Linked DNA regions of Homo sapiens: region 1 is linked to region 2. Evidence: chromatin loops called from intact Hi-C (ENCODE). Cell type or tissue: CD4-positive, alpha-beta T cell. All regions are shown on one strand. Each heading gives the region's core, and the rest is flanking DNA. Links, peaks and the distances in the headings are about the cores only.

Evidence for each region. A loop is a pair of places that touch in the nucleus more often than their neighbours do. Peaks named below come from ENCODE experiments on the same cell type or tissue, not always from the same donor. Only the 100,000 strongest peaks of a DNase experiment are listed, where the experiment ranks them.
Region 1: it touches region 2 in a loop (2.7-fold over the local background); 4 of 110 quality-filtered maps call a loop at or near these places.

What each region holds. Positions count from the first base shown.
Region 1 is chr7:110,974,287-110,982,634 of GRCh38, forward strand. The region is part of intron 3 of IMMP2L (inner mitochondrial membrane peptidase subunit 2); the gene reads right to left. Among named protein-coding and RNA genes, the nearest start is that of LRRN3, 110 kb to the right of the region's middle. In CD4-positive, alpha-beta T cell, for the core only: no CTCF peak of the experiment used is centred there; a DNase peak (open chromatin) is centred at 3,305.
Region 2 is chr7:111,021,645-111,029,992 of GRCh38, forward strand. All of the region lies in intron 3 of IMMP2L (inner mitochondrial membrane peptidase subunit 2), which reads right to left. Among named protein-coding and RNA genes, the nearest start is that of LRRN3, 65 kb to the right of the region's middle. In CD4-positive, alpha-beta T cell, for the core only: no CTCF peak of the experiment used is centred there; a DNase peak (open chromatin) is centred at 3,547.

The DNA of each region.
Region 1 (8,348 bases), core at 127-8,126, 47 kb before region 2:
ACAAACATCAGTGATTAAGAAAGATCTCCAGTATGAAATATGTGGGATCTAATCCACATTAGAGTGGGTTTGTAGGCAATGGCACCATGCTTTGGAATGACCACATGGATAGATATTTTGATTTACATAACAGTGTTAAACTCTATTTAAAACTTTTAAATAGTCTAACCGTATTACCTAAAATAAAATGCCTTTCTGAAAAAGATATGAAATCAAGTAAATACTTCTCACAAAATCCTCTGATTCAGTTTCGTTTTAAAATATAGAGCCCCAAAGCCTTACTGATGCATACCATGTCTCTCCCACCCTTTATCAGTTCTTTCTCACCGCTGCCATCTGTTTGCCTTGCTTTTTCCAGCACAATGCCCATCCCTCCAGGCTGTTCACTGGCACTCAGATGTCTTCCTCTAATTCTTTACATCCCCATCCAAGAAATGTTCCAGGTCTTTTCCTATTCTTCCTCCCAAAGATTTTCTTCAGCACCACCCTCTGTGTATTTTGGACACTTATTTTCAGATATTATTTGTCAATTAGAAAATATGCAAGTTTGCTTTTGGCCCTCTATTTTAAACACAATTATTTACTGCTATCTTGTTTTGTGTTATACGTAGGAGAAAAATTTTGTAAACATCTCATCTTTTACAATTATAATTCCTTAAGTCCTTATAATTCCAGTCTTTAAAAATATAAATGCAATGTTCAGAGGAGTCCTATGATAAATATGTAGTTAATTCAAATGTTTCCTGGAGCATCTTATTTCATTTTTGTTAACTTTTAATATATACAAGCCTATCTATTCATAGTTACACTGATCTAATCACATGATCATTATCCTACTGTAGAATTCTTAGTTATAAGTTAAAAACAGATATATAACATGAGTTTAAAAAATAAAAGGAAAAGAAAGGAAAGTCAAAATTATAACTCTATAGAAATAAGAAGACAAAATGTATGGTAAATGACCATTTGAATCTCTTACAGTACCTTTCAAGCTGTATAACTACCCTTCTAAATTAATATCTCATTTGAAATAGTTCCCAAAAATCCAATCTAGTCACTTTCAAGTCAAAGACTCAGCTGTTTAGAATGCAGACTGTATCATGGCTGTGGCTATGTGTACTTGACCTCCTGCCTGTTAACAAAGAGACTCAATTAATTATTTGCTGTTTTGAATGGCTATTTCATTTCACCTCCACCTTTCTTTAAGTGCTGAAAAGCTCAATTGCTTTATTACCTTAACCTTAGCTTTGGAGAATGCATGCAGAATTTCTTAACTGCCAACTAATAAACTATCTTGATCCAGAAAGTTAATTTTCAGGACCACAGCTTCTAGATGTTTTAGTGCTAGAGACAGCTGAAGTAACATAATGACCTAGTGTCATATCACCTTCCAAGACAGTCTCTTTGTTCTGAATGGTGGCTTTGGTGCTAAGCTATTCCCTTCATATGAGTCAAGAGACACACTAGCACTGCAATGGGTTATAGTGTCATAGTAACAGTTTAGAAATCTTACCACACATAAAAAATGAATGTTTTCAGTATTAATTAAAAGTATGTAAACTAACAGTATATCAGTTTTTCCTGCTTACTTTTAGTCACATTAAACTCAGTAATATAATTTCATATTCAAATATTGGAACATTAAACTAGAAGTAGCAAACAGCTTTGAAATAAATGTGAAAATGGATTTTTTTTAACGTATGGGCACAGTAGAACTGATAGCAATGATTATCTAAATGTGAAAAATTAACCACAACACCAAAACAGAGTCTGAAATTCATCAAAGATTTTCTCATATCTTTTGAATTTCTTCAGCCCTGATAATATGTAACATTTTAAAAATTCTCATTTGCTACATATTTGCTTATCTATATATTAATTCTGATTCTATAAGTAGACCATAAGATGATATGAAGGTAGTGTTACCCTTCTCATTATATTCAGTCCCAAGTCAGTTACCTGCACTTATAAAAAAACAAGTATTTGATGATGATTAGATCATAATACATATACGAAGATATTGCTATTTAGTATTTCATAAAAGTGAAATAATACAATATTTGTCCTTTTGTGCCTGGCTTATTTCATTTAGCATAACGTCTTCAAGACTCACCCATGTTGTAGCATGTATCAAAGTTTCATTCCCCAGTTACCATTTTCATGATTTACACTAGTCATTATTTTATGAATATCCAAACTGATTTATCATTCCAGTATGAGTTTCTTATAATCTAATAAAAATGGCAACTGAGATTTTAAAAAATTTTATAACTCATTTCTTTTCAAGAATATTTATACAAACATGAAAATAAATGTGTCTATAGTCCTCAGATCTTAGTTTATAGATCAGTGGTCCTGAAACTAATTTAAAGTCTAGAAGGTTAGGCCCTGGAAATCTAGAATCTGAATTTGAACAAGCACCTAGGTGATTCTGATGCAGGAAGTCTAGTCCACCTTTGATAGGCACAGTTGGAAATGCTCACATGAAAATTCTATGAAATTGAACATACTGGCTCCCTACATGTTCAATAAAGACCCAGCCTTAAAGAAAAGCCATAATATATTTCTAAAATGACCATGACAATACTGATTTTAAAACATGTACAAAAATCTAAAATTTCCTATCAGGGAAAAAACTCAATATTCTAATTCCATATTTAATATAAACCTGGAATTGAATCTACAACTAGTATGAAGCATCATAACTCTAATAAGAAAGAGTAAGACATCCCATTTCCAAAGTTTTTTAAAGAATATAAAAACCTCCTCGGATCAGGCAAAATGACAGACAAACTGTGATTTTAACAGAAAGGCTGTGGTGTTAGGGTACAGAAGAATTTATTTCTTACGGTCATTAATTCATTCAGCAAATATATGCTGAATGACAAGCAGGTGCCAGGTACTCTGTATGGTACTAGCTTACAAAACACATCTTATTACAATCAATGGCATGCATGCTTTTTAGGGTTCAGGCCCAAATACTAGCTATATCACCTTGAGCAAGTCATTTAGCTATCTTAACATCTATTTTTTCATGAGTATAAAAGGATGACAGCAAATGTTACTGCTGATCCCCAAATATTACTGTAGAGGCCCCATGAACTACTAAACATAAGCGGCCGAGCATCTGCTTTAGATAGAATGAGTCTCAGAATGAGATAATAAATTATAATGGAGAGTTCCATGGGTCTAATTCCTACTTTAAGTAGGAAAGCAGCTATAATCTCAAACTAAAACCACAAAATGAACTTCTCGCTTCTAAGATGACTACATAACATTTCTGTGAAGTCTGTGTTGTGGTTTATTACACCCAGTTAGCAATTCTGCCACCAAATAGCAAGCTTGACTCTACTTTCAAATAAATGCCAAATGACTTCTCTCTTTCCTTCCCTCCCTCCCTCCTTTTCTTCCTTTCTCTCTCTCTCTCTTTTCCTCTTTCCCTTCTTTCCTTTCTTTTTCCTGCTACCTTTCTTCTTCCTTAGAACCTTCTTCATAAGACCTTTGAAATAATTAAAGATAGTACAGATAGATTAAGCCACTTTTAGGCCCAGTAATTTGACAATTTTTTGCATTAGTTTATGAGCTGTTAAATTCGTAGCTAAATGTATTCATACTGGGAAATTTAATTGCTCCAGTAAAATGCCGAAGTTCCGTAAACCAATTTTGTGTGGAAAGTAAAGGAAATCTAATTGTTTCATCTGTTGTGTATTTTAATTAATTGTTCCTCACGAAAAACTAGGTAACAAAATGAAAGCAATAATATTTTATTTAAAATGCCCAAGAAATTCAGCAAATAATTCATAGAACATCCTTGAAAGAAAGCACAATTTAAAAAGTCTGAGGCATAACAGGTATTCAGAATAAGCCACTAGAAAGTTGAAAAATAACAATATTAGTCCACTACTTAGTCTCATATTCACTGTTTCAATGTTTTCTTTTTAGGATGATGGACTGTGCCACTTGTTAGTATATTTGTAGGCTTTTATTCCAAGTACTTTAAAATACTCTGACTTAATTATGTTAATATTTTAAAAGAGTGAAACAATTTTGCCTATATTTTACAATAAGAAAGGTATGCCATAAACAAATGAATATTTCCCAAAAAGGCACAAATTGGATTGTTGGAACTGAGACCAGGACTATGATTGGGAATCTATCCATCTATTAATCACAAAAATACATTGTAATTCCTTGTGGTGCCCATTACTATTTGCAATGTGGTTTCACTTAAAAAAAAATCAATACAAAGAAACAGGTAAGTAACAGTAAAGAAAAATTGATGGTGACATTCTAAAATTATTTTCATTTTATAAAGGCTGTGTGTCCACAATAAATTCTAAAATGAGATAAAAAGATCAAACTATTAATTGCTTAAAAAAATCCTGTTTAAAATAAGTTTATCATCTACACTAAACATTCTGAATTTTTATCTGAGAAAGAAAAAAGTATTTAACCCCAGTTTGAATACATTGATGATTAACACAAAATCCCTATAGAACCTCCAGTTAATTTTCTAACCCTTTGATCTCTAAAATTCTTTCATAAACCTTTCAAAGTTGTATACCAAAAACACGAAGCCCTGTTTAATAAAAATGGAAAAAGCTACAATCCTGCTCAATTCAAATCATTTTGTTTTGTGTGACTTTTAAAACATTAGAAACATATAAATATACTTTTTAGTAATTCTTATTAGAAATTTATATTATTTATGGGATGGACTATATAGAAAATTAAGGAGTTTGAGGTCAATCATTAGCATTTTAAGGTTGACACTTGGTATTACAGTTAGAGATGATCATGATTTGGACCAACCATGTTCCAGTAAAGTGTTCTTCTTGAACTTCATATATTTTACATATAACTTTTCTGGAGTATATGTACAACATGAATATCCACATGAATTTATACAGTATATGCTAATTTTCTCTGGGGAAGAGTGTACTATGTTGTCTGGCTATCGCTACAAATTTGTCTGAAGACATTCCTAGTACTTTTATTTTCTTACTATTTATGTCTAAATTTTTTCTCAAATCCCCCTTGATTCATTTATAATGGTTAGTAGCATTTTAGTATTTATCTTTTCTCATTGTTTTCTAACTCTACACATTTTTAAACAATAGAATTACAGATGATGTTTTGTCATTTTTTTAAATTAATAGTCTATCATTACTAGTTTTTCCTATTCTTAACTCCCAATAGAATGAGAACTTCCAGGTAGGACCAATGCAAATCAGAAGTGACAGCTTATCACAATTATCTAAAGAATTCTATCAGTATTATTGGGTGTGACCAACATGGCACATGTATACATATGTAACCAACCTGCACGTTGTGCACATGTACCCTAGAACTTAAAGTATAATGAAAGAAAGGGAGACAGAAAGGCAGGGTTTAAACTTAAAAAACAAAACAAAAACAAAACCAAAAAAACCTCAATAGTAAGAAAACAAACCAACCACTTGAAAAATGGGACAAATGCCCTAACAGACACCTCAAGGTGGAAAGGATGGAAAGTGTGCTTAAGGGTACAGAGTTTCTTTTTGGAGTTCTCAAGTTAGATAATGTTAATAGTCACACAGCTTTATAAATATACTAAAAAATGTTTAATTTTACACTTTAAAAATGTAAATTTATGGTATGTGAATTACACTTCAGTAAAGCCACTATTTTAAAAGATCCATTAGACAAAAAGTCATGGAACCTGGATTCTAACTAATCAAGTGCTATCATATTTTTATAACATGACTTCAGACAAGTTTTTATACTTTCTGGCCTTGGTCTCATCTGTACAATAAAAAGCCCTTTCATTTCGGAAATTTATGGTTCTATACCTCTAGCACTGTCTTCATGAAACCGTCCTTTGCTGATCTAAAAGTGACCACTCCCTGCTTTGAACTCTAATCCCATTAACTGGCTTATATGACTGTATTTGTGCTGCTTCTTTTTTTTTTTTTTTTTTTTTTAGGAGTCTCGCTCTGTCGCCCAGGCTGGAGTGCAGTGGAGCAATCTTGGCTCACTGCAAGCTCCGCCTCCCGGGTTCACGCCATTCTCCTGCCTCAGCCTCTCCGAGTAGCTGGGACTACAGGCGCCCACCACCACGCCTGGCTAATTTTTTGTATTTTTAGTAGAGACGGGGTTTCACCGTGGTCTCGATCTCCTGACCTCGTGATCCGCCCGCCTCGGCCTCCCAGAGTGCTGGGATTACAAGCGTGAGCCACTCCGCCCGGCCTATTTGTGCTTCATCTTATCACCTTTCTAGAAATGTGAGCCAGTTGAGGAAAGACATGAAACTGTCTTGTACATGATGTGGATTCAGTGAGTTTTTACATGACTAGATACATGAAATTATTTATATTTAGTATACACTGTATGGAATTAAGCAGAGAAATCAACCATTTTTTAAAACTTTCATTCCACCAATATAAATTTCCCTAAATTTGACAAAGTTTTGATGTTAATTTTTGGCATAATAAAATTGTAAACTTTGTAGAGTTTGAAACACCATATTAACTCTTGTTATACAGATGAGCTTCTATGCTATTCCAAAATAAATTGTGTATTATGCCATGGCAGCTTCACTGATGTTGCTATTAAACATGATGAAAATAATCCAAAATGAAAAGAAATAAAATATTTGAACCAGTGTTACTTAATTGTAAATAATCAAGTTTTTAGTATTCTAGTAGTTGTCCTGAACTACATTGTTTTTAAGCAATAAAATCTTCCAAAAAGAGACCTCAGTAAAGTACACTATTATTAAATCTGCTTTGAGAGTTTAGGCTACTGTTTTCTTGCAATTATTGAGTTTGCAAATTCTTAAAAAATAGAAAATTATACAAGCCTTATTGCCATATCTATAACTTTCCATACTGTGTGTTTGACAAGGTGAAATTTTTAGACAAAGAAGAAAGTTGTGTATAAATGTAATCAACTGCTTTTTCTTTTTTTCTTTAAATATAAAAGACAATTATCTGAAAATAAAAAAAGAAAAAAAGAAAATTATTGGGTGTGGCAATAGTCACACTGTTAATATTATTTGTGTAATTAACAATTCTTGCCTACAGTTAGGTTTATACTGGGCAAATAACACAAATCTGGTCATGCCTTATACAGCTCATAGGAAACCGTGCTAAAACTTTATAGTAAGAATGGGCCTGCTGAAATTAACAATTATAACTATACTCCTGGAGCATGAAAAAATGTTTAAAATAAAATTTCTGTGTTGAGTGGTTAGCACTAACTTTTCACTTAAAGAAAAAAAAAACCTAGTACTTTTTATTTGAAAAAAAAAAAGATTGAAGTGATAAGTAGTGTTTGAGAGTTGAAGTGACTCCTTTTTAAGATTTTGAAATATCTCAAAAATGTATTCATTAGAGTGCTGATTCAATTACATTTCCAGGACTGAGGAAATATATCTACCTTTTCAGCCCACTTAAGCAGAAACCTTTTCTAAGTTATTCAAGCTCTTGCAATGGGAATGGAACCTCTTTCTCTAAATCTGGTCCTCTTCCACTTCTGCTGCCTTCCTTATTTTTGCTCCACAGAGACATGCCCAACACAAAAAAACAACACTTGCCACTTTCTCATTTCGAAGAGTCAAGACAAGTGTCTTCAAACACCTGGAATTATAAGTACCTTCTCTTATCCTTCATTCTGCCATTTCTTGGAAAGAGGAATAAGAAACTAAATATAAAGGGATTAAATACAAAACTGATAGTAGGGCATTTTATTAGGACATTTAAGGTGAAGCATACATTGCAAGATCTTTTTCAAAGACTTTTTAAATGTTCCAATGAGAATTGGTTAGGTATTAACTGTGCAAATTTATTAATATATGCATCTGATTTCAGGTTCTATTAGAAAACCTGAGGTAACACAGTGATTTTCCCTGTATAATTCTCATGTTTTCAAAAACAACATAGATACCTTTGAGCTGCTGTCCTCCAAAAGCTAGACCCTGCTGCGTCATTCAGCCAAAGATATAAAACTGAATCAGGTCACATATCCAAGTACACACCTCCAGGAAGAGGCTTCCATTGATTCAGAACTCTCTATTTAAGGCAACAGTTTGACCTTAGCTATATCACTAGTTACTCAAAGTCAAGTAGTTTTAGCTGAGTCCATATTGCATAAGTGCTCATATTAAGGGGAAAAAGACATAGAGAACATCAAAATTTGCACCTTTGTTGGCAGTCTCTGTAGAAAATCCTGGTATTGAATAGGCATGAAGACCTAACAACTCTCTGATCCCTGGAGGTGGTCATACTAGGTCAAAAATGAAGCAAATTGGTAGGCATTATGAAGGAGCTAACACAACGGGGTTCATGAACTATCTAAAAAGACTCCAC
Region 2 (8,348 bases), core at 69-8,068:
GGCCAAGGTGGGAGGATCACCTGAGGTCAGGAGTTCGAGGCCAGCCGGGCCAACATGGTGAAACACCATCTCTACTAAAAATACAAAAATTAGCTGGGGGTGGTGGCAGGCACCTGTAATCCCAGCTACTCAGGAGGCTGAGGCAGGAGAATTGCTTGAATCCAGAAGGCAGAGGTTGCAGTGAGCCAAGATCTCACCACTGCACTCCAGCCTGGGTGACAGAGTGAGACTCCATATCAAAACAAACAAACAAACAAACAAACAAAGCATCCGATCTCCTGAGACAGCAAGGGAAAGACCCGCCCCCATGATTCAATTACCTCCCACTGGGTCCCTCCCATGACATGTGGGAATTATGGGTGCTACAATTTAACATGAGATTTGTGTGGAGACACAGCCAAACCATATCACTCACCCTAATCAATCAACATTTCCTAAGTAGAATCACCTATGCTGAGCATTATGCCACCCTTCTTCCAAGTGAACCAAATCTGGCCCTGTTCTGCCAACAAATCCTAGTCTGAAGCCAGAGCCATTTTCTAAATCTCATATTTCCTGCCTAAGTATGGGGGAGTCATGGGCTTAGCTATAAAAATTCCTAAGACTAGGGTGGTATGAGTGAATGCAGGCTGGGCATAGCAGAAATGTAGCTCTGGCATCATAATTTCAGAATCAGTGACATCCTTAGAACGAAGTGCCCCCATCAATCTAACAAAGGAAACAAAACCCCAGCTTAATGTTTGCTTTAAGTTGCCATGATTTTCCTACAGACTCAGTGCTGCAAGTCAATCTTTACAAGTGTTTTTTCAGCCTGGGGGCAAGAAAATAAACAAGACCCCAAGAAGTGTTAGGAAAGGAGAAGACTTTTGAAACTCTACTCCTCCTCAGATGTTCCGAGATACACTGCTCCCTCAAGAATCTTAGTGAGTAGCTGTGGTTATGATGGACATGTGTAATACCCCTTTGCAAATGTTGGAATAAAAACAAAAATGAGAAACACTGATCTACCCTCACAAAAAATTTTGGCTCTTCTCAAGGATGATCTATATCCTATAGCTTCAGGACTAAAAACAGAAGCAGAGAGGTCACTAATTCATGTCATAACATCCAATTGCTCCGTCACCAATCTGCTGATCCTTTCACCAACCCACTGCATAACAGACGTTACATGGCCTTAAAAAAATCCTAGAACTCTGATCAGAAATAAGTTTCATTCATTATTAATGCTAACCTTTCTTTTTTTTATGGGAAAATGTTGTGAAATTGAATGAGAAAGACAGCAAATACACAGAGCAGATGCAACTCATTTCTGAGCCATGAACCGGACACAATACAAATTCACCTTTGCAGCTCTCTACCAACTGCTCATGCCCTCAGTAGAAAAGAAGTCATACATAATGTAGCAGTAAAACTGTTGACAGCATTCCATGGTCACAGAAGACCCCGCGAATTTGCTGCTGTGGACATGAGGATGTGATGTGCGAAGCAGGGCCTAATGAGATTTCGCATTTCTCTTAACAGTGTCCTGAAGGCAAGTTCTGGTACTTGCTTAACATCTGCAGTAATGTAAGGGATTATTGAAAGTAAGCTTTCTATTTCACACATTTTCTGTATCAGCTAAACACACATGCACTCACAAAATGCCATCATTTCCTTGTTAAATAATACTTAGATATTCAATTGTTCATGATCTTGGTAAACACATAAACAAATCATCTAGACTAGCGTGGCTCAAAATGCTCCTTTCAAACAAATATAAATTTATAAGTTTATGGGCTGGGAGCGGTGGCTCATGCCTGCAGTCCCAGCACTTTGGGAGGCCAAGGTGGGTGGATCACCTGAGATCAGGAGTTCAAGACCAGCCTGGCCAAATCGTGAAACCCTGTCTACTAAAAATACAAAAAAAAAAAAAAAAATTAGCCAGGTGTGGTAGCAGGCAACTGTAATCCTAGCTGAGGAGGCTGAAGCAAGAGAATCACTTGAACCTGGGAGGCAGAGGTTGCAGTGAGCCGAGATCATGCCATTGCACTCCAGCCTGGGTAACCAGAGCAAAACTCCATCTTAAAACAAAACAAAACAAAACAAAAATTGTAAGTTTATTCAAATTATGGATTCTTAAACTTCATGAATGACGGGGATGTAGTGGTTAATGTATGGGCTTTAGAGAGTTATGAAACCATTTAGAATCACATATGCATTGCTATGGATGAGGAGTCCATGACTCTCATCAAATTTTCAAGAGGTGAAATAACTTCAGAAAGGTTAAGAATCACTAATTTAGAGAAATAGGTGAATAGTCCAGTATATATTCAACTGTAATCTCATGACACAAGTAAGAAAAAGCAAACTATTATCAGTAATTTGTAGATGACCATATTAAACCCACAAATGAATAGATCTGAAATATTGGCCGTGTGAATTCTACCATTCAATTGAGTCAAGAATTTATCATATGAAGAAACTGAAATAGAGAATGCAGGTTGAAGCAAAGATAGGTAAAATTCTTGGGGCAAAATTTTAGCAATGCATCTTTTACCCTTCAAAAATATAGCTTTATTAAGCTATAATATGAAATAAATAGCATATATTTAAAGTGTACAACTGGATAAGTTTTGACTTATGTAAACACCTGTTCTTTCCTTCCAGAGTCGAGTAGTTTCCTCAGGCACATCAGCTGATCAGGACTCAGCTGACTACTTGAGGGGGCAGATCTCTAGAGGAGGCTCTCTGGGCAGCCCTTTTCTCTATTCTCTCTCCTACTTTATCCTAGGAACTCCAAATGCCTTGGTCTTCCCAGATTCTCAGCTCCATCACCTCAACCCAGGTAGTCTTCTGTGCTCTGTCTGGTTCCTCCTTTCTATGCTGCATCTTGAAAGTAAGCTGGGACAATGGTAAGGCTCACCTTGTTTCCCATCTCCCAGGGAACATATTGATAAAGTGCCTGATGCCCAGAGTCTTGTTTCATATATTTTGCCCTTTTTTATTGTTGTTGTTGCTTTTGTAGAAGGGTAAATCCTGACCCTGTTACTCCTCCCTGGCTTTTATCCTTTCAATAACTATCACACATCTAGAAGCCCCTTTACTCTTTAATACCAACCAAATAACTAGAACATATAATCCATAAACAACTTTAGCACCATTTACCTGTGCAGAAAGAAAAATAGCAGAGAGAAGATACCCCTGACTTTAACTTGCATATTTTTACTTGTCTTTCAAATTTTCCTTAATCATATCAGACATTTTCAGGGTTTATGATTATTTTTTGTCAAAAAGAAAACAAGAGGCTTAATTAAGGGAGTATTGAAATCAGCATATTTTAGAGAAAAACTTCTGAAATTTTGGTTACCTACAAATAACCATTACCAAATTATCAGATTCTCCAAATAGGAATGGAAATGGTTCATCTATCTCTTTCATTCCTTCCTTCACCTACTCCCTCCTCCCACCATACTCATCCCCCATATCATCTGAAATATGTCAGTTATACCACTTCTTAGCTTCCAACACAGCACTTTGAACTTTGAACAAACCAGAAACTCAGGGGCCTATACGCACCAGGCAGGTGATGTAAACAAGTAAAGTGGCTCACCACTTAATCTCTCTGAGATTCAGTTTCATTATCCATAAGATGTGGTTAGCCATGTCATCTACTTCCTAGAGTTGTTGTGAAGATTAAATGAGAAAAAGTTTAATCTTGGTAAATCCTAGAGTTTTACACCAATAAAAGTCATTTTTACCAATAAGAATTATCAGAATTAAACAAGCTATTGTAATATCCAAAACTATGATCCTGAAAGCATAAAGATTACATCCAATATTTCTGTTTAGAGGTCATATATTAGAAATATTTCCATCTAAATAAAACAGGTTGCGCCTAAATGGTTAATTCTTAAACATCTAGAAAAGGCAGAGCAATGAAGCCCCTGAAAATAAAAAATAGGTAAAATTTTAATGTAGTTTTCATTCCACCATGTAACCTGGCTTACACCTCTAATTACAAGACAGTCCTCTCTGGGAGGGTGATATGAGTTTCCTGCTTATTACTGTACTCCCTGCATCCAGCCCAGTGCTTAAGCCTAGTTGGGCATGATATTTATTGAAGAAATATATGAATGGATAGATGGCTAGATACATGGAATGAATGGTATGAATAACGAATCTCATTTTAACTAATTCTGTTTTAACATTGTTTTAAATCTGTTTTAACATTGTTTCCTCAGGAATGGAGTTTGGAATTCAGGTGGCTTTTTCTCAGATTACTTGAAGTTTGAGCAGTCCATGATTTATAATAGGCATATAACAAGTTCCCCGGGTGTTTAACATCATTAAATGTTCTTCTCTATCTGATAGATCCTTTTGCTAATATTAAACACACACACACACACACACACACAAATTAGGAAAAATGTGAAAACAGAAGAATTGTTTTAGTGTCATTGTTATCAAACTCTCAAGTAGGACACATTTTTAAAAATAAAATAGAATTTGGTAAAACTAAGTCTATAACAGTCACAACCATTGTGTAATTTTACCTTCATTCTACTACATTGTATAATTTTACCTTCATTCTACTACATTGTGTAATTTTACTTTCATTCTACTACCTGAAGCAAATAATTTCAATTCCTAATCCAAGTAGTTAGAAGTTAATGATATCTTTTTGCTCCCTATAAAACCTGGCAGCTCTATCTAAGATGGCGTGTCACAGAAAAATTTCGCCATTTAATCCTTAAAACAAAGTATCCCTTTGCTTCCCCTTATTGTAGAGGAGAGTGATGTTGACATAAAGATCAAACTATTTGCCCTCAAATGCCATTATGAGTGTATAACAGAGAGGGGAAAATGTGCAATTTAGATTAGATTATTGGGCTTCTAGCAGCCTCTCCCTGTGCCAATTATGGGCGACTTTCCATTTACATATAAATAGCTCGGAAATTCCAACACCAATGTACTTGAAAACACTGAATCAAGTAGTTCAGAAAAACATAAATTAGATGCATTTCAATTTAAGGTGTTTACAACAAGCACTCATTCAAGTAAATAAAAGAAATGGAATCAATTTTTATTACAGAAAGCAACATCTTTTTAAATTATTGAAATTATCCCCACACTGCTCTTAAACCCGTCAAGATTTCTTTTGGCATGCTGTTAGTTTCTTTTGCAGGGGAAGAAAGGATTAAGTAGTTGTATACAGTTGTAGTGTAATGTGGGGGTAGATAATGCTGGTTTTTTATTTCCTCTTTTTTTCTGTGTAAGTCAGAGATGCCTCTTGAGCTACCTGGGGCCTTACAAAAGACGTAAATAAAACCAGATACACTTTTTCAACATAACTTGCTTTTATCTCTCTGGATAATCCAGTTTAAGTTTTCTGTCCTTGTCACATTCTCTCCCACTGAAAGACATCTTAGAATGAGTGTAACTTCATTAGCAGTCTCTAACTGCTAACTCACCACAGATTAACCACTCTGTTTATTGATCTATTGCTTATAAAGAGCCACTTCAACGCCCACTGCAGTTTCTCAAATGGATTTGATACATGGTATAAACAAACAACTCAGTATGGTAGAGAACAAACAATATTGTATATCACTGGTAAGGGCTGAGTTCTCATTTGCTGAATTCTCTTGAGGGTCTAGACAGATACAAGAGAAACGAAGGCTGATGTTGTGTTGCTTATGTATTGTAATAATATTAGTGATGTTATATATTTTACAAAATACATCACAATTATTTGTTCTTTGAATATCTAAAAATATTTAGTTCACTGAATTTCACAGATAAAATAGCACAATCTAAAATGACTAGAATGACTCAATAATGATGTGGTTGCGGGAAGGAGGCAGAGAGAAAAAGAAACACTAATTTTATGTGAATGAAACTGCAGACCATTTTCTGTCACTGGGACGGCTAAAGTCATTTAGTGGGAACTTCCTGGTTTCTTCTCGGAGGGGATTCTGGAGGTACACAGGGTAGAAATGCTCTTGGTCTACAGACACAGTGAAGAGCTTGCAAAAATGACTACTATGCAAGTTTCATTTTCGACTGATAAATGGTAGAGATTATTGAGTATCTACTATGTACAGGGAAGTCTAATACTGTTTCTCTATGTGTTACACAATATTCAGGCACATATCTTGATATATCTAAATGAAGAACAAAGAAATCTCAACTTTACATTTCATGGGGCAGAAGACTCAGAATAGGACGAAATCTAAATTCACAGACTAAAGCGGTATTATTGTTTATAATCACAAAAGCTTGACAACTTAGAAAGACAGACTAGGAGAAATGATTCCTGAAAAATGAAAGGCAAAAGCAAATGAAACATTTAATAAGGAAATTTAAATTCATGGGTTAAAAATAAGTCATATATTTTACCTTAAAACTCATTTTAAGATAAATTTTCTTGAAGTGTATAGTTTCAAGGTTCATATGGTTAAAAGTTTAAGAAGTTCAAAAACAAATGGAAGAAATAAATTTAAACGAAAGAATAATAGTATAACAATTGTTAATCAACCTTCCTACACAAATTAAACAATTTAAATGAGATTTTTTCAACGTTAGCCAAAGCTTGGTAAAGTAGACTTACATTGACAAGTCTAATAACCATTAACTTGGTAAGTCTGTCATATTTTATGAGATTAAGCACACTCATACTGAGCACAGGGTCAGTGATAAACAGCAAATACTGTATATTGTTTGGCATGAAACTTTTCCCTTGGACTCTCCCACATTCTCTCTCTTCCACTCTTCAGTCTACATATTATACAAATTAGATCTTGCAATCAGCATAGGGAAATCTCATTACTGCTGAATATACTTAATAATCATCTTCTTTCTAAACAAAGATAACAGCAAACAGCTCTGAGGAAATGTTTATGCAAAGAAAAAGCTATGTAGTTTATTTCTAATGAAGATGGTATGACTGTCTGCATAACAGGTTATTAAATACACCATCAAAAGGAGATTCTCTAAAAAAATAAACTATGTTGAATTTCAAGATGGGCCTCATTATTTAAGAAGTCATTTCCCTAACAGTTTCTAGATGATGCTAACATACCAAACTTTTAGTTAGTATTCCATGGTTTTCCTTGCATTCTTTCTTTTCTCTTAATATCACACTATGTTGCTAAAGAAAAGGTTATGTATTTTAAAAGAATAAATGACATACATCTGCATATAAAATGATTGGATTTGACATAAGGAAGAAATCTTATGAGCAAGACTGTGAAAACTAAGCTGCAAAATAAGATTTTCTTCAAATGTCACTGGACTCTGAACCTCCCTTTTAAGAAAATCAGAAATACATCTAATGGATTAGAATATATAGTGCATCAATTAAAATTATACTTACATAAAATATCTATTAGCCTTCTAAAAGAATACTGCTTTAAAAATATTGCAGAAACTATCCAGACATGACTAATGGGAACAAATATGATTCTTCTAAGTAGTTATAAATCAGCTGTCATGATAAAATAGTCACTTATTGCTTGAGTTCTCAATAGATTTAAAAGTCATGGACATTGATCCAATTTCCATAAACCACTGCATAACCTAGGTACAACACAGAGTTTAACAGCTTTCATGGGACATAGTTCAAGGATGGTCAAACAGAGAATTACATCAGGGAAGGATCTGGTTTCAGCTCACTGGGAGCAACAGAGATGAGAGCCGGCAATATCTTCACACTTTTCAAAGTGCTCTTGTGGGTGGTTGGGCCCTCTAGGGAAGTACTCTCTCCATATTGGAGGTGAAAAAATGGAAACATAAAAAGGTCAAGTGACATATTTAGATCAAACTATTAGTAAGCCACTGAAGAGATACAGGTAGCTATTTCTTTGCATCAGGTGGCTCTGACCAGAGAGGAATCAACTTTCAAAGATTTGTTTTAACCTAAGATCCAAAGGTTTTCACTGAAGTCATCCAGACTACCTAAATTACCCTATCAATGTCTACAGTCCATTAGTGATGGTCAAATGTCTTCTGGCTTTTTTGTCATGAATCTAAAAATAGTAAGCCTACCAAGTTAGAAGAAAATGAAATGACTGTTATAGTTAGAAAACAAGGTATTTGGGTATTTCAATGTATTGCTCATCATTTTCCATACCAGCTATAATTTCAGCCACTTCAATCCAGCAACACATTTCTGAAACTACTGAAGGAGTCAACCTCATCTTACTGATTTTTAAGAAAATTATTGCTAGTCAAACGGAAGAACAGCTTTAAAAACACTGACAGCATAAGTGGCTTCTGGCAGGATTCCAGATCATGCTTCTTGGGCAATGTGAAAAGGGAACAAAAAGGCAGTCACTTAAATGAGACAGTGAGAGAATCACAAATCATAG